Linked DNA regions of Homo sapiens: region 1 is linked to region 2. Evidence: read pairs that join two places in POLR2A ChIA-PET (ENCODE). Cell type or tissue: PC-3. All regions are shown on one strand. Each heading gives the region's core, and the rest is flanking DNA. Links, peaks and the distances in the headings are about the cores only.

The links. Peaks named below come from ENCODE experiments on the same cell type or tissue, not always from the same donor. Only the 100,000 strongest peaks of a DNase experiment are listed, where the experiment ranks them.
Region 1: POLR2A ChIA-PET joins it to region 2 with 10 read pairs; 1 of 35 experiments calls an interaction of 5 or more read pairs at or near these places.

The regions. Positions count from the first base shown.
Region 1 is chr2:119,806,246-119,814,585 of GRCh38, forward strand. It overlaps PTPN4 (protein tyrosine phosphatase non-receptor type 4), which reads left to right. Exons shown (of 27, transcript NM_002830.4): 2 at 3,592-3,746. The coding sequence starts at 3,609. Among named protein-coding and RNA genes, the nearest start is that of PTPN4, 50 kb to the left of the region's middle. In PC-3, for the core only: no CTCF peak of the experiment used is centred there; no DNase peak of the experiment used is centred there; H3K4me3 peaks cover 1,138 bases; H3K27ac peaks cover 1,958 bases.
Region 2 is chr2:120,641,342-120,649,681 of GRCh38, forward strand. No RefSeq gene overlaps it. Among named protein-coding and RNA genes, the nearest start is that of GLI2, 90 kb to the right of the region's middle. In PC-3, for the core only: no CTCF peak of the experiment used is centred there; a DNase peak (open chromatin) is centred at 6,340; H3K27ac peaks cover 1,028 bases.

The DNA.
Region 1 (8,340 bases), core at 46-8,045, 840 kb before region 2:
AATTGGCTAAATGCCCCAATTAAAAGACAGACTAGCAAATTGGATAAAGAGTCAAGACCCATCAGTGTGCTGTATTCAGGAGACCCATCTCACGTGCAGAGACACACATAGGCTCAAAATAAAGGGATGGAGGAATATCTAACAAGCAAATGGAAAGCAAAAAAAAGCAGGGGTTGCAATCCCAGTCTCTGATAAAACAGAGTTTAAACCAATAAAGATCAAAAGAGACAAAGACGGCCATTACATAATGGTAAAGGGATCAATTCAACAAGAAGAGCTAACTATCCTAAATATATATGCACCCAATACAGGAGCACCGAGATTCATAAAACAAGTCCTTAGAGACCTGCAAAGAGACTTAGACTCCCACACAATAATAATGGAAGACTTTAACACCCTACTGTCAACATTAGACAGATCAGCGAGGCAGAAGGTTAGAAAGAATATCCAGGATTGAACTCAGCGCTGCACCAAGCGGACCTAATAGACATCTACAGAACTCTCCACCCCAAATCAGCAGAATATACATTCTTCTCAGCACCACATCACACACCACATCCAAAATTGACCACATAGTTGGAAGTAAAGCACTCCTCAGCAAATGTAAAAGAACAGAAATCACAACAAACTGTCTCTCAGACCACAATGCAATCAAATTAGAACTCAGGATTAAGAAACTCACACAAAACCACACAACTACATGGAAACTGAACAACCTGCTTCTGAATGACTACGGGGTAAATAACAAAATTAAGGTAGAAATAAAGATGTTATTTGAAACCAATGAGAACAAAGACACAACGTACCAGAATCTCTGGGACAACTTAAAGCAGTGCGTAGAGGAAAATTTATAGCACTAAATGCCCACAAGAGAAAGCAGGAAAGATCTAAAATCGACACCCTAACATTACAATGAAAAGAACTAGAGAAGCAAGAGCAAACACATTCAAAAGCTAGCAGAAGGCAAGAAATAACTAAGATCAGAGCAGAACTGAAGGAGATAGAGACGCAAAAAACCCTTCAAAAAATCAATGAATCCAGAAGCTGGTTTTTTGAAAAGATCAACAAATTGATAGACTGCTAGCCAGACTAATAAAGAAGAAAAGAGGGAAGAATCGAATAGACGCAATAAAAAATCATAAAGGAGATATCACCACCCATCCCACAGAAATACAAACTACCATCAGAGTACTATAAACACCTCTACGCAAATAAACTAGAAAATCTAGAAGAAATGGATAAATTCCTGGGCACATACACCCTCCCAAGACTAAACCAGGAAGAAGTTGAATCTCTGAATAGACCAATAACAGGCTCTGAAATTCAGGCAATAATTAATAGCCTACCGACCAAAAAAAGTCCAGGACCAGACGGATTCATAGCCGAATTCTACAAGAGTTACAAAGCGGAGCTCGTACCATTCCTTCTGAAACTATTCCAATCAATAGAAAAAGAGAGAATCCTCCCTAACTCATTTTATGAGGCCAGCATCATCCTGATACCAAAGCCTGGCAGAGACACAACAAAAAAAGAGAATTTTAGACCAATATCCCTGATGAACATCGATGCAAAAATCCTCAATAAAATACTGGCAAACTGAATCTAGGAGCATATCAGAAAGCTTATCCCCCAAGATCAAGTCGGCTTCATCCCTGGGATGCAAGGCTGGTTCAGCATACACAAATCAATAAACGTAATCCATCAGCTAAACAGAAGCAATGACAAAAACCACATGATTATCTCAATAGATGCAGAAAAGGCCTTTGACAAAATTCAACAGCCTTTCATGCTAAAAACTTTCAATAAACTAGGTATTGATGGAACGTATCTCAAAATAATAAGAGCTATTTATGACAAACCCACAGCCAATATCATACTGAATGGGCAAAAGCTGGAAGCATTTCCTTTGAAAACTGGCACAAGACAGGGATGCCCTCTCTCAACCACTCCTATTCAACATAGTGTTGGAAGTTCTGGCCAGGGCAGTCAGGCAAGAGAAAGAAATAAAGGGTATTCAGTTAGGAAAAGAGGAAGTCAAATTGTCCCTGTTTGCAGATGACATGATTGTATATATAGAAAACCCCATCATCTCAGCCCAAAATCTCCTTAAGCTGATAAGCAACTTCAGCAAAGTCCCAGGATACAAAATCAATGTGCAAAAATCACAAGCATTCCTATACACCAATAACAGACAGAGAGCCAAATCATGAGTGAACTCCCATTCACAATTGCTACAAAGAGAATAAAATACCTAGGAATCCAACTTACAAGGGATGTGAAGGACCTGTTCAAGGAGAACTACAAACCACTGCTCAACGATGTAAAAGAGGCCCAGCTAATTTTTAAAACATTCTTTTTTGTAGAAACAGGGCCTCCCTGTGTTTTCCAGGCTGGTCTCAAACTCTTGTCCTGAAGCAATCCTCCCACCTCCCAAATCGTTGGGATTACAGTCATGAGCCACTTCACCCAGCCCAATCACTGTCTTTTAATTGTGGAATTTTACTTGGCAAGCGTCTCCTTGTCAACATAGTAAGACTTTTTTCCCCTACATTATTTTTATATTTATATAACAATGACTTTTACTTTGAGCTTTAATCTTTTGAAATGAATAATCTGTGAGAGATCAGCTCCAGGTATTATCACTGATTTGAAATACTATTTTCATTATATTTTGCTTACTCATTGTTCATACTGCTTACTACTTATTGCTTACTCATTCAAACATCCCAAATACTAGTCTTTCTTCTAGTTTAGTGTGTTTCCTTTACCTAATTGTCTTTAAGACAGAAGTGTTAGGTGTTTTAAAGTTTGAATCCTTAAATGCCTGAGTGTTTTAAGAGTTTTTTTTTCTCCTCCATGAATGTTAATTTTCTAGGTATATAAGTCAGTGTTTCAAAGAATTTTCTTTCACAACTTTGAAGCTACAGCTTCATTGTCTTTAAACATCTAGTATCGCTGATATCACTGTGATTTCTGTTGTTTTATAGGCCATCTAGTTTTTATCTCTTAGGTTAAAAATTCAGAAGCAAAGATTGGTCACCATTTCTATTTTGTTTTCTTAGGAATAATAACAATAATACTATTAGGTTGAATTTTGAGGATGGTTAAAATGAAGGGTTGTTTTTTTTTTTAAACTTCTTGGTTTCCCCAACACCTTAAGTTTTTTAAAAAAGGGAAGGGCCTGCCAAAATTAAATAATTTTTCCTCCTGTTGTCATTCTACAGTGCTTTAAAATACTTGCATCAATGAGTAATATCCAACTTCCTGAGGCAGCATAATCTTCCCGCCCCTTTTGGCTACTCCAAAGTTTACATATTTTGAATTGGAATATGACTTCCTTAAAAATTTATGTATTAAATCTTCTGGATGGAGCAGTTAAAAAAAAAACCTCTTTTTCAAAGCAGTGGTAACTTTAGTTTGATGATGAACTATATATAACTTATACCTACAATTCTTATTCTGGTGTTTCAAAATTTATAACTGTTTTCCACCTAAGTTTTAATTGAGAAATATATAATAACTTTGCCTTTTAAACTACAGCTTATATTTTACGAACCTTTTATTTAGTGAATTTTTTTTTTTTTAACTTAGACTTTGTGTGGACAGTAATGACCTCACGTTTCCGATTGCCTGCTGGCAGAACCTACAATGTACGAGCATCAGAGTTGGCCCGAGACAGACAGCATACTGAAGTGGTTTGCAACATCCTTCTTCTGGATAACACTGTACAAGCTTTCAAAGTCAATGTAAGTATTTTGTGTCTTTTAAAAAATAATCTCTGGCTATAAGTCTGAATTTAGACATATATGTAAACTAGGATTATTAAATTATAGTACAGTTTGAAAAGTCTTATTCAAGTAAAAAAGTCTTTTTGGTGCAGGATTGTATTAGATGCATGCTCTCATTCAAACTGGGTCTTTTTAAAAAGTGTTGCTCACTGGATGTTGTTGAGAAACCAACAGTGTGCATTTTGATTAGTAGAGCAGATCCATAGTATGTGTGTGGTTTTCATAAATGTGCTTGAGGGTGCCTGAAAAGAATTTGTTCTTCTAAATAATTTATACATATTCATGGTAATTTTACTTGTACTGTCTGTGAGTAAAATTTTTGCCAAACAAAAATAAATGACAGCCCTGATCTTATCTATCGTCTGAAATATTTATTTAACAAATATTTGTTCATCCTATTTGTGTCTAGCTTTGTTTGCTCATCGTTATTTGTGAGTTTTACCCATGTGGTGTGTTAACAGTAGTTAGTTCATTGTTACTGCTCTGTAGTACCCTTTTGTATGAATATACTATAGTTTACTTATCCTTTCATTTACCATTTACTTGTCCAGTTTATTGTTGGTATATATTTGGATTTGTTTCCACTTTGGGCTCTTACAAATAATACTGCTGTGAACATTCTTGTACATATCTTGATACATATAAAAGTGTATTCTCCCTTTTTATTTAAAAACTTTTCAACCTATATGGAAAAGGTGAAATAATATTATAATGAATACCCTTATACCCTTTACCTAAATTGACCCAGTGTTAACATTTTGCACATTTACTTTATGTTTCCTTCTCTCTACATGACTTTTTTTTCCTGAACCTTTTGAAAGTAAGTACTTCAGTATTCCGAGAATCTCATAATTACCACATCCCTAAATTTAACTTTATGAAAATAATAATATATGCAGTCTGTATTCAAACTGGAATTCTTATTCTTCAGGATGTTTTGGTATTTCCAAATTTTTCAGGATGTTTTCTGCTGTATTACTTGGGTATTTCCACACTTTGAAATCTTTAAGTAATATAAAATATGAATCTTACACCGGGGCCAGTCGGGGGATTAGGGGCTGGGGGAGGGATAGCATTAGGAGAAATACCCAATGTAAATGATGAGTTGATGGGTGCAGCCAACCAACATGGCACATGTATACCTAGGTATCAAACCTGCATGTTGTGCACATGTACCCTAGAACTTAAAGTATAATAATACAAAAAATGAATCTTTCTTATTTACCAGTTTAAGCTTAAAATTTTCTGTGTATTACTATATAGCAGGATTATGAATTTATCTCAAATTCCAAGCTATTTCACATTGAAAAAGGGGCTGCAGAGTAGTGAATATTACATCATTATCATTAAAAATACCTTCAACATTATCTAAAATACCCAACAGATTTAGGATTTAGTGTGCTTTTCTAAAAAGCTAAACTTTTGATTTCTTTTGTATTCTATCATCTGTTAATATATAGTTGGAATATAGGTTGCCAAACAGAGATAACATAAAGTGAAGAGAATTCTACTTCGTACAAATTTCTATTTAATAGAAACTCTCATGTATTAGACAGTTGATGTAAGAAAATAAGCCTTTTTTCCTATTATTCACGTGTTAGAATTCTTTTTTGGAAAAGGCATAAATTTAATAACTTTTGTCTTAGCTTAAATTTAGCTACTATTTAGTTTTCATTTTAACTATAGTTTTGAATGTATTTCAAAATATTGTAAAAAGGTTTGGTATGTTTCTCAGCTAGCATAATTTTCTGTTGAGCACTTTAGTTAACAGTAGTATGCTGTATTTTTCAGTGTAGTAATCAATGTGCTGTCTAGTTACTCTTTTAGAAAGACATATATATTAATGTACTTTTATATGTTTATATTTTAAAAATATATATTACATATATTTAGCTGGCAGTTTCAATAGACCTGGATATATTACCTAGAATGGTAAGTAAGCTTACCATTCTGTGGTGCTAGAAACTTTCTCTACCATTATCTCAGGTCATCAAAAAACTTAAGAGGAACAATATTTATGAAAAATTGCTGGTTATGTGGTATATTTATTCCTCTGGGTATTTGAACCCAAGCCATTCAAACCAAAAGAGTTGCTTTGTACTTTTAGGTAGATTATTTATCTTTTAATCCATGTGAATAGATCTCCAGTTATGTACTTTACAACCTGTGGAGTGGTATGTGGCAGCCTGCAAACTAATTGGGGGTTTGAAAGTTTTGGTGTTTGTTTTCTTGTGTCCACTTAGTACCATTAAGTCTCAGAAATCCTTTGTGGGCAGCTGCCAGGTTCACCAGCATTTCTCTGTTCACCAAGAAGGAGAACTACTCAGTTTCCTTTGGAGACTACCAGGCATTGGAGTCATTGCTTTTCATGAAAGATTTTTGCACCACAGGTAAAATATTCATGTTGCCAAAGCCTGCTTTGTTTCATCTGGTAGTTATCTCATCAAAGCCGTTTCTGTATTTTCTGAGGGAAATTTTTGTAATGAAGGAGTTGATGTAACTTCACTAGATCTTGCTTTTTCTCTGCTGTGGACATAGGAATGATAAGCCTGTTATCACTGGGTTTGTGTTGGCTTGTGTTGTTTCAATGTCAAGTCCTATTTTCACTGTGGCTTTGGTATAACCATTTATTTACTGTGGCCAACCTATGGAGTGTATTGTCCCTCTCATGCCGTGAATTCATTGTCACTAAATGAATTCATGATATGAGAATTCATCTCACCAAATATGTTTGCATTAACAACTCACTAAATATGTTTGCATTAAATACTTTAAAATGCATAGTGTCCGTACTACATGGATTGATGTCTTCAATCTATGAGGATTTTTACCCCTAATTTTTGACTTGACTTTTACTTTGGTGCAGCTGATTAACGTTAGCCTGTATGATGAACAAGGAAGGGCTGGGAGGACCAGCCTATTTTAGTTACTGTGACTGCGTAAGAAATTACCCTAAAACTTAGTGGCATAAAATAACCATGTATTGTCCTCAGGGATTCCGTGAGTCAGAGATTCACACACACACACAAAAGGCTTAATTTTGCTCCATTATGTATCAGTCCTCGGCTGGAAGACTCAAAGGCTGGAGGCTAGAATCATTCGAAGGCTTATTCACTCACATGGCTGTTACCTGAAACCTTAGCTGAGGCTGAGGCACCTATATATGACCTCTTGATATCCTGGACTTCTTCATAGCACAGTGGCTGGTTTCTTTCTTTCTTTTTTTTTTTTGAGACGGAGTTTCGCTGTTGTTGCCCAGGCTGGAGTACAATGGCACGATCTCGGCTCACCGCAACCTCCGTCTCCCAGGTTCGAGCGATTCTCCTGCCTCAGCCTCCCTAGTAGCTGGGATTACAGGCATGTGCCACCATGCCTGGTTAATTTTGTGTTTTTAGTAGAGACAGGGTTTCTTCATGTTGGTCAGGCTGGTCTTGAACTCCCGACCTCAGGTGATCCACCTGCCTTGGCCTCCCAAAGTGCTAGGATTACAGGCATGAGCCACTGTGCCCGGTCACAGTGGCTGGTTTCTAAGGGTGAGCATCTTTAGAGAGAGAGCCACACTGTAGCTATATTGCCTTTCCAGTCTGGCCTGGGAAGCCATGTAATGTTACTTTTTCCATGTTCTATTTGTCAAGGTTGTCACAGAGTTAAGTGAAAGGAAATAGACTGCATCTTGATAAAAAGTGGAGGATCATCATGTGGGATCAGAAATGTTGCCGTGGACTTACTGGGAAAATACAGTCTGCCAATATGGCATCCTGTGGAGGTGTCCATTTTGCCTCTTCCTCATCACTTACTGTACCCATCTTCCTACTTTCATAGATACCCAGAAATTTCATCCCAGAACTGTCTCCTTTGCTTCTCAAGGGATAGCTACCATATTTAAGGAGTCAGAGATGATGAAAGACAGGTTTAATTTTTATTATTTGCTCTTTGTGTTTATTATTTAAATTATTTACCCAGGTGTGCCATACTTAAAAAAAAATGTATATGTGTGTGTATGTGTGACACACACACATCTATCTTTTAAATTTGATCTATATGTTTTATTTTATAAGTGTATGTATGTACATGTAATTGGCGTATTCATTTACACAATTTTCAAAACCATATAGTTTTATAGGTCTTGAGTTTGTAGAGCCTCACTGCCAGTCTTCTTAGAGCTGAGTGAGAGGAAGGGATTGGAGAGGACTTACCTATTCACTATGTAGATTTTTTCTTATTATGCAGGCTCTGTCTGTACAATACAGGCAGTATAATCTGCCTGTACAATTAGTACAGTACAAATTAATCAGCTGCACATGATGCTCCTGATTCCAGAGTCCTTCTGGTTCATTTTCTTCAGAGAGTAAATCTCCAGTTCCTATGGTGATTGGCTGTAGGGGAGGGGAAGTGAGAGAAGTCATGTAGGGGCTGTTACTTGTATAGACTCTCAACATTTTTTCAGTCCTGACCCTGCCTTCTCTTTTTGAAAGATAATTTGTACCCCTATTTCTAGAGTTTGTGGGGTAAATGAACTTGCTCCTAGGCCTTTCTCACACTGTTAACTTTT
Region 2 (8,340 bases), core at 156-8,155:
TCAGTTGGTATAGTATAGGCAGCCTCCAAAATGGCCCCAGTGATTCCTACCTTCTGGTATTCACTCCTTGTGTAATAGTCCCCGGCGCTATTGGTCTGTGACTAACAGGACATGGCAGAAGTGGTGGAATGTCACTCCCGAGATTAGATTATAAAAGACTGTCTTGGGCTCTCTTGATCTGCTGGATCACTCCCTCTGGGGGAGGCCACATCTGGAGCAGCCCATGGAGAGGTCAATGTGCAAGGACCTGAAGCCTCCTGCCAACAAGCACATGGGTGAGCTTGGAAGCAAAATGCTCAGCCCTACTGATCCCTGAGATGACTGCAACTCTGTCACACAGCTTGACTGCAACCGCATGGGAGACCCTGAGCCAGAACAGCCTGGCTAAGCTGCTGGTGAATTCCTGACGCTCAGAAATTGTGAGATAACAAATGTGTGTTGTTTTAAGCTATTAAATTTCAGAGCAATTTGTTATGCAGCAATAGACAATGAATCTAGTTGGAAATCCTTTTCCTTCGTAGTTTTGAAAGCTTTACTCTAAGGCCCTCTAGCTTTCTGGGGCTGCTACTCAGAAAGCCAAAACAATTCTGATTTCTGAATTTTTGCACATGACCTTCTCCATCCCAGGTGTTCAAAAAGTGCCCATTGGTTTGCCTTGTTGGGTCTGCATTTTCCATTTCCATTGTGCTGGGGCCCTGATGGGCCTGTCTTTCAGTTTGGGGGAATTTTCTTGAATCGGTTTGTTGACAATTCTCTACCCTCTATTTTCTCTATTGTCTCTTCCTAAAATTCCTTATTATTCACATTTTGGATTCCCTGGATGAGTTCTCACTTTCTTACTCACCATTTGATTTTTCTCTCCTTTCCATTTATGTGGTTTTTTACCTTGCTTTCTGGGTAATATCTTTATCTTCCCATCTTGTTATAAGATTTGTATTTCATTTTCTGTTCTGTATGTTCTGTATTCCCCCTTTTTGTTCTTGCTTTTGCAGAGTGTTTCCTTTTGGTAGTATCTTGTGCTTATGTTATGGATGTAGTGTCTTCCCTTAGGAATCTAAAGATGTGAATACTATTGGTTTTGGTGGCTTTTTCTGGTTTGTTTGTTTCTTTAAAAGTTTTCTTCTTTCTGCATAGTCTGCTCTTTCAGGTTGTTTTCATTTGTTTATTTTCTTTGATCTATTTCTTTTATGTTAGAATTGTCCTCATAGGTCTGGTAATCTTAGTGTATGTGTTTCTATTTGAGAATGGAACACTGGAAAATTGACAGGAAGCTCTTACCCTCCATTGGGTTGGATTTGTTCCCTGAGTTTCACCTGGGGTGATATGGGTGGGCCTTTGGCACTTGTTCCAGCCACCCACCACTGTGGAACAAACCACTCTAAAACTCAGTGGCTTAAAACGACATTTGTGTTGCTCACGAATCTGCAAACTGGACAGGGCTTTGTGGGGACAGCTCATCTCTGCTCCATTCAGCAGCAGCTGGGGAGCCTGAAGACAGGTGGATGAAGTTCTGGCTCACTTGCCTGGTGTCTGGGCTTTGCATGGCTGGAGGCTTTTGGGCTTCTCTCTGTCCCTATGAGCTCTCTCCACATGGTTTCTCCAGCACGGGGGTTTCGGGGCAGGTGGATCTCTAACATGCTGACTCAGGGCTCCCAAAGTGCATGTCCCAGAGAAAAAAAAAAAAAACCTGGGCAGAGGCCATGTCAATGTTTATGATTGAGTATTGAAAGTCACACTATTTCTTTCCTCAAAGCAGTCACAGAGGCCCACACAGTTTCACAGGAAGGAGAATAGACCCTACCATTAATGGAGGAGTGTCAAAACTCTGGAAAAGCTAGTGGGACTGGAAATGTTGTTACAGTCATTTTTGATACAAACTATCACAATACTTGAGTATAACATATTCTGGAAAAATCATGGTATTCGTTTCCTATTGCTGCCATAACAAATAATCACAAGTTTAATGCTTATAAAAACACACACTTATTACCTCACAGCTCTGAAGGTCAGAAGGCCAAAATCCAGAGGTGAGCAGGGCCAGGCTACTTCTGGGGGTGTTGGGGAGCATCTGTCTCCTTGCTTTTTCCTACTTCTACGGATCTCCTGTACTCCTTGGCCTTCCTCTGTCTCCAAAGCACGTCACTCCAACCTCTGCCCCTGTTGTCACACCTCCTTCCTCTGATGCTGGCCCTCTCACCTCTCTCTAGTAAGAATCCTCCTGATGACATAGAGGCCAGCTGGGTCACCTGGGATAACCTCTTACTCTGCAAAGTCCCTTTGCCATGTAAGGTGACATGTTCACAGGTTCTGCGGAGTAGGACGTGGGCATCATTGATGGGGCCATTGTTCCGTCTACCACATTCACGGACGTGGAGCAGCTCATTCCCTAGTGACTCTGCAGCTCCTAAATGGGTGATTCGGGTGAGTCCTGAGGGGCTACTCCAGTGGCCCTAAAGACCCTTCACCCTTATCCCTGGGGTCCCCACCCGCCTCTTACCCTCAGCCCTGAAGCTTCTTGCACAGTGTCCAGCCTGCACTGCGGTCTGCAGAAGCTCCTAACTGGCGTTGGCTCTAAGGGCCCTTCTTCTCTCACATAAGCCCACCCTCTGCTCCCAGAATTCTGAGCAAGTACAGCTCCAAGTTCCCTCAGGGGCCTTGCCTAATCCAGAGATGCTGTCAGGCACCGTGGAAAGATTCCGTTCACACATCTGGTGGGGACCTGGGCCCGATGCTGCCCCTCTTTGGGCTTCAGTTTCCATGCCTTCAACCTGGGAAGTTGGACAGAAGTTGAGAGGGGTGACCAAGGAAGGGTCATGCATCCTTACACGAGAGATAAGCCTAGTCCTAGCCATGGCCATTTCTCACCCGCTCAGTAGTGACAATTATAGCAGTGTTTGCTTCCAATTTTTTAGACACAAAAAATTACAGGTACATTCGAAGTCCCTGTGAATCCCTACTCAGTTCCTTTCCCCTCCCTAAACTTAACCCCACCGCCCCTGGGGGAACCACCATCTCAACTTTGGTGTGTCCAGGGTTTTATTCTTTCTACATAGGTGTGTGACCATAAATAATAGATACGATTGTTCTGTGTTTTAAAAGATTACATACATAAGCCAAAGCCATGTACACATTCAATGCAATCCCTATCAAAATTTCAATAGCTTCTTCACAGAAAAAGAAAAGTGGGTCCTTAAATTCCTATAGAACTGCAAGGAGCCTCAGTCAAAACAATCTTTAAAAAATGGTTGAGGGACTCACACTTCCTGACTTCTAAACTTACTGCAAAGCTACAGTAATTAAAATGCTATAGTGGGCCCGGCGTGGTGGCTCACACCTGCAATCTCAGCACTTTGGGAGGCTGAGGCGGGCTGATCATGAGGTCAGGAATTCGAGACCGGCCTGACCAACATGGTGAAACCCCGTCTCTATTAAAAATACAAAAATTAGCTGGGTGTGGTGGCAGGTGCCTGTAATCCCAGCTACTTGGGAGGCTGAGGCAGGAGAATCACTTGAACCCGGGAGGCGGAGGTTCCAATGAGCCAAGATTGCGCCATTGCACTCCAGCCTGGGTGACAGAGTGAGACTCTGTCTGAAAAACAAATTTTTTAATAAAAAATAAAAAAACAAATAAAATGCTATAGTGTTGGCACAAGGACAATCATATATGGAAAAACACTGTTAAAAATGAAAGTAGAATAGAGAGCTCAGAAATAAACCCTTACTTATATGGTCAATTGATTTCCTTCTTTTTTTTTTTTTTTGACAAGTTCTCACTCCGTTGCCCAGGCTGGCATGCAGTGGTGCGATCATAGCCCACTGCAGCCTTGAACTCCTGGGCTCAAGCAATCCTCCTACCTCAGCCTCCTGAGTATCTGAGTCTACAGGCAAAGGCCACCACATCCAGCTACTATTTTTACTTTTTATAGAGATGAGCCTCTCTATGTTGCCCAGGCTGGTCTTGAAATCCTGGCTTCAAGCAATCCTCCTGCCTTAGCTTCTCAAAATGCTGGGATTACAGGCTTGAGCCCACACCCGGCCTGGTCAATTGATTTTTGACAAGGATGCTGAGACCACACAATGGGGAAAAGAACAGCCTTTCAACAAATGATATTGGGAAAACTAGATATCGACATGCAAAAGAATGAAGTTGCACCTTTACCTTATGCAATGTGCAATGTTAACTCAAAATGGATCAAAATCTAAACTTAAGAACTAAAACTATAATACCATTAAGGGGAAAGCTTCATGACATTGGATTTGGTAATAATCTCATGTATATGGCACCAAAAGTACCAGCAACAAAAGAAAAATTAGGTAAATTAGACTTCATCAATGTTTAGTCTTAGGGTTTTTTTGGTTGGTGTTTTTTTTTTTTGTTTTTTTTTTTTTTTTGAGACAGGGTTTTGCTCTGTTACCCAGGCTGTAGTGCAGTGGTGTGACCATGGCTCACTGCAGCCTCTACCTCCGGCGCTCAAGCAATCCTCCTGTCTCAGCCTCCTGAGTAACTCGGATTACAGTCTTGCACCACCATGCCCAGCTAATTATTTTTTTGGAGAGATGGGGTAGCATTATGTTGCTCAAAGTGGTCTCAAACTTTTGAGCTTATGCAATCCTCCTGCCTTGGCCTCCCAAAATGCTGGGGTTACAAGCATGAGCCACTGAGCCCAGCCCAGTCTTAGTTCTTTAACTTGCAGAATTATAGATTTTTTTTTGGTAATGATAACTTCTTTTTATCTCTTAATATCTACATGATCTTCTTCATTGCTGATATTGGTAATGTGTTGTCTCTTTTCTTGTTTTTGGGTTTATCAAGTTTATTATCTTTTCAATAATCCACTCTTTGCTTTGCTAAACTTTTCTGTTCTGTATCTGCTTTATATTTCATTAATTTTTGTTCTTATTTTTATTTCCTTCTGTCTTCTTTCCTTGGGTTTACGTTGTTATTTTTCTAGCTCCTTGAGCTAGAAATGTAGATGCTGGTTTTAAACTGTTTTCTCCTATAATGTATGCATTTAAAACTACAAATTTCTAATCTCTGCTTTTGCTGTTTATCTCAGGTATTTGTATATAGCATTTTTATTTGCATTCAGTTCAAAATATTTTCTAATTTTCTGTTCGATTTCTTTCTTGACTGCAAGTTATTTAGAAGTATTCTGCTTAACGCACAAACATTTGGGGTTTCTAATAATCTTTCTTTTGTTCATTTCTTGTTTATTTCCACTTTGGTCAGAGATCATCCCTGCGTGATTTCATCTTTTGAACTTTGTTAAGACTTGCTTTACAGTCCAACACATGTTCTATTTTGGTAAATATGCACTTGAAAAGATTGTGTGTTCTCTAGTTGCTGGGTGTAGTGTTCCATATAAATGTCTGTAAAGCCAAGTTGATTAATTCTGTTGTTCATTTTTTTATATACTTATTGACCTTTTATCTGATTTTCCTATCAGTTGCTCAAAGAGATTTGTTAAAATCTCCAACTATGATTACAGATTCGCCTATTTCTCTTTCTTCTATTTTCTACTTCATTTGTTTTGAAGCTCTCTTACTAGGTACATACAAGTTTCTGATTGTTATGTCTTCCTGTTGAATTAACTCTTTTATCATTAGGAAATGTCATGTTTCAACTCCATTACTACTTCTGGCACGAAGTCTACTTTGCTATTATTTCAGCCACACCTTTCATCTGGTTAGTATTTGCACGACACAACTTTTGCCATCTTTTGACTGTTTATCTTTCTATGTTTTTATATTTAAAGTGTGTCTTAGCCCGGGCCTGGTGGCACGTGACTGTAGTCCCAGCTACTTAGGAGGCTGAGATGGGAGGATGGCTTGACCCCAGCCAGGAGTTCAAGACCAGCCTGGGCAACACAGTAAGACCCCATCTCTACTGAAAAAAAAAAATTAGCTGGGCATGGTGGCATGTGCCTGTAGTTCCAGCTACTCAAGAGGCATTTGCATTTGGAGTGTTTCCTTTTGTTTCCTGTAGTGTGGGTCTGCCAGTGATAAGTTCTCTCAGCTTTTGTTAGTAAGAAAATGTCTTTACTTTGCCTTTGTTTTTTAAATTTTAGCCTTTTTACATTTTTGAAACAATCATAAAGTTATAGAAAAGTACAAAGTTGAATATGAAGAATTTTTTTTGCCTGAACCATTTGAGAGTATTTTGCCAGCCTGATGCCTCATCACCCTGAATGCTGTAGCATATATTTTCTTTAAATATTCTCTGGCAAACCAAGGTACAACCTTAAACATCAGGAAATTAACAATGATGCATTACTATCTTAGCTGACATCCTGTTTAAGACGTGCCAATTGTTCCAATGACGTCTTTAGAAAAGGAATCATGCTTTGCAATCATTCGGCACGAGTCACCATGTCTTTCTAGTTTCCTTCAGTTTGGAACAGCTTCTTGATCTTTCCTGGGCTTTCCTGACCTTGATAGTTTTGAAGATTACAGGCTAGATACTTCACCGAATTGCCCTCAATTTGCATTTCTCTCATAATCTGATCTGCAGCATTATATTCAGGGGACGGGTCTTCAGCAGACCTATCAAGGAAGGGGGGCTGCATTCTTCTCATTGCATCCTAGCGGGTGTTGCATAGCAATTTGTCCCATCCTTGGTGATGTTTACTTTGATCATTTGATTAAAATGTGGTCTGCCAGTCTTCTCTAATATAATGTTATTCTTTCCCCCTTTGTGTAAGTCTGTTGTGGAGAGGCCTTTTTTTGTTGTTTGTTTTTGAGATGGAGTCTTGCTCTGTTGCCCAGGCTGGAGTGCAGTGGCATGATCTTGGCTCACTGCAACCTCTGTCTCCTGGGTTCAAGCAATTCTCCTGCCTCAGCCTCCTAAGTAGCTGGGATTACAGGCATGTGCCACCACACCCGGCTTATTTTTGTTAGTAGAGATGGGGTTTCACCTTGTTGGTCAGGCTAGTTTCGAACTCCTGACCTCGTGATCTGCCTGCCTTAGCCTCCCAAAGTGCTGGGATTACAGGCGTGAGCCACCGTGCCCCAGTCGAGGTGCTTTTAAACTATGTTTAAAGTCCTGCTCTTCACTGAACTTTATTTCTTATTTATTTTTTGAGAGAGAGTTTCTCTCTGTTGCCCAGGCTGGAGTGCAGTGGTATGATCTCAGCTCACTGCAACCTCTGCCTCCTGGGTTCCAGCCATTCTCCTGCCTCAGCATCCCAAGTAGGTGGGATTACAGGTGCCCAACGCCATGCCTGGCTAATTTTGTATTTTTAGTAGAGATGGGGTTTCACCATGTTGGCCAGGCTGGCCTCGAACTCCTGGCCTCAAATAATCCTCCTGCCTCGGCCTCCCAAAGTGCTGGGATTAGAGGCGTGAGCCACCATGTCCAACCTATTTTCTTTATAGTTGTATAAGCTCATGTTTTCCTGTTTTATTGAAAGGGTTATAATCTGGCCGGGTGTGGTGGCTCACGCTTGTAATCCCAGCACTTTGGGAGGCCGAGGCGGGAGGATAACGAGGTCAGGAGATAGAGACTACCCTGGCTAACACCGTTAAAACCCGTCTCTACTAAAAAAAAAAAAAAAAAAAAAAAATTAGCCGGACGTGGTTGTGGGCGCCTGTAGTCCCAGCTACTTGGGATGCTGAGGCAGGAGAATGGCATGAACCTGGGGAGCGGAGCTTGCAGTGAGCTGAGATCACGCCACTGCACTCCAGCCTGGGTGACAGAGCGAGACTCCATCTCAAAAAAAAAAAAAAAAAAAGAAAGAAAGAAAGAAAGAAAGGTCGTAATCCATTGTTACTATTTATTTTGATGTTCAGATTGTGCCTGGTTTGACCAGTAGGGGACACTTTGAGGTGGCTCCTGTGTCCTTTTGACATGTCCCCATCCTTCTTTGGGCACTTCCTTGCATTTTGGCACCAGGTGTTGTGAACTCATCTTATCCTTTCCCTGCCCCAGTCCTGAAATTAGCCATTTCTCCAAGGATTCCTAGTTCCCTTTCAGTGAAAAATGTTATTTAGAAGCCAAAATCTGGGTAATAAGTATGTATGCGTATGTATGTATATTATATATGTGTGTGGCACATATATTCATAAATCCACACAGATATCCTATTCCAAACCAATATCACAGAGTTCTTTCTATTTTCTCCTTCATAACTCTCTCTCTGACTCCCCAAGCTGAACCTGCTTCCCCCAACATGAGGATTCCCAGCCGGGTGTGGTGGCTCATGCCTATAATCTCAACACTTTGGGAGGCCGAGGTGGGTGGATCACCTGAAGTCAGGAGTTTGAGAGCAGCCTGGCCAACATGCCGAAACCCCATTTCTACTAAAAATACAAAAATTAGCCAGGCATGGTGCCGCATGCCTG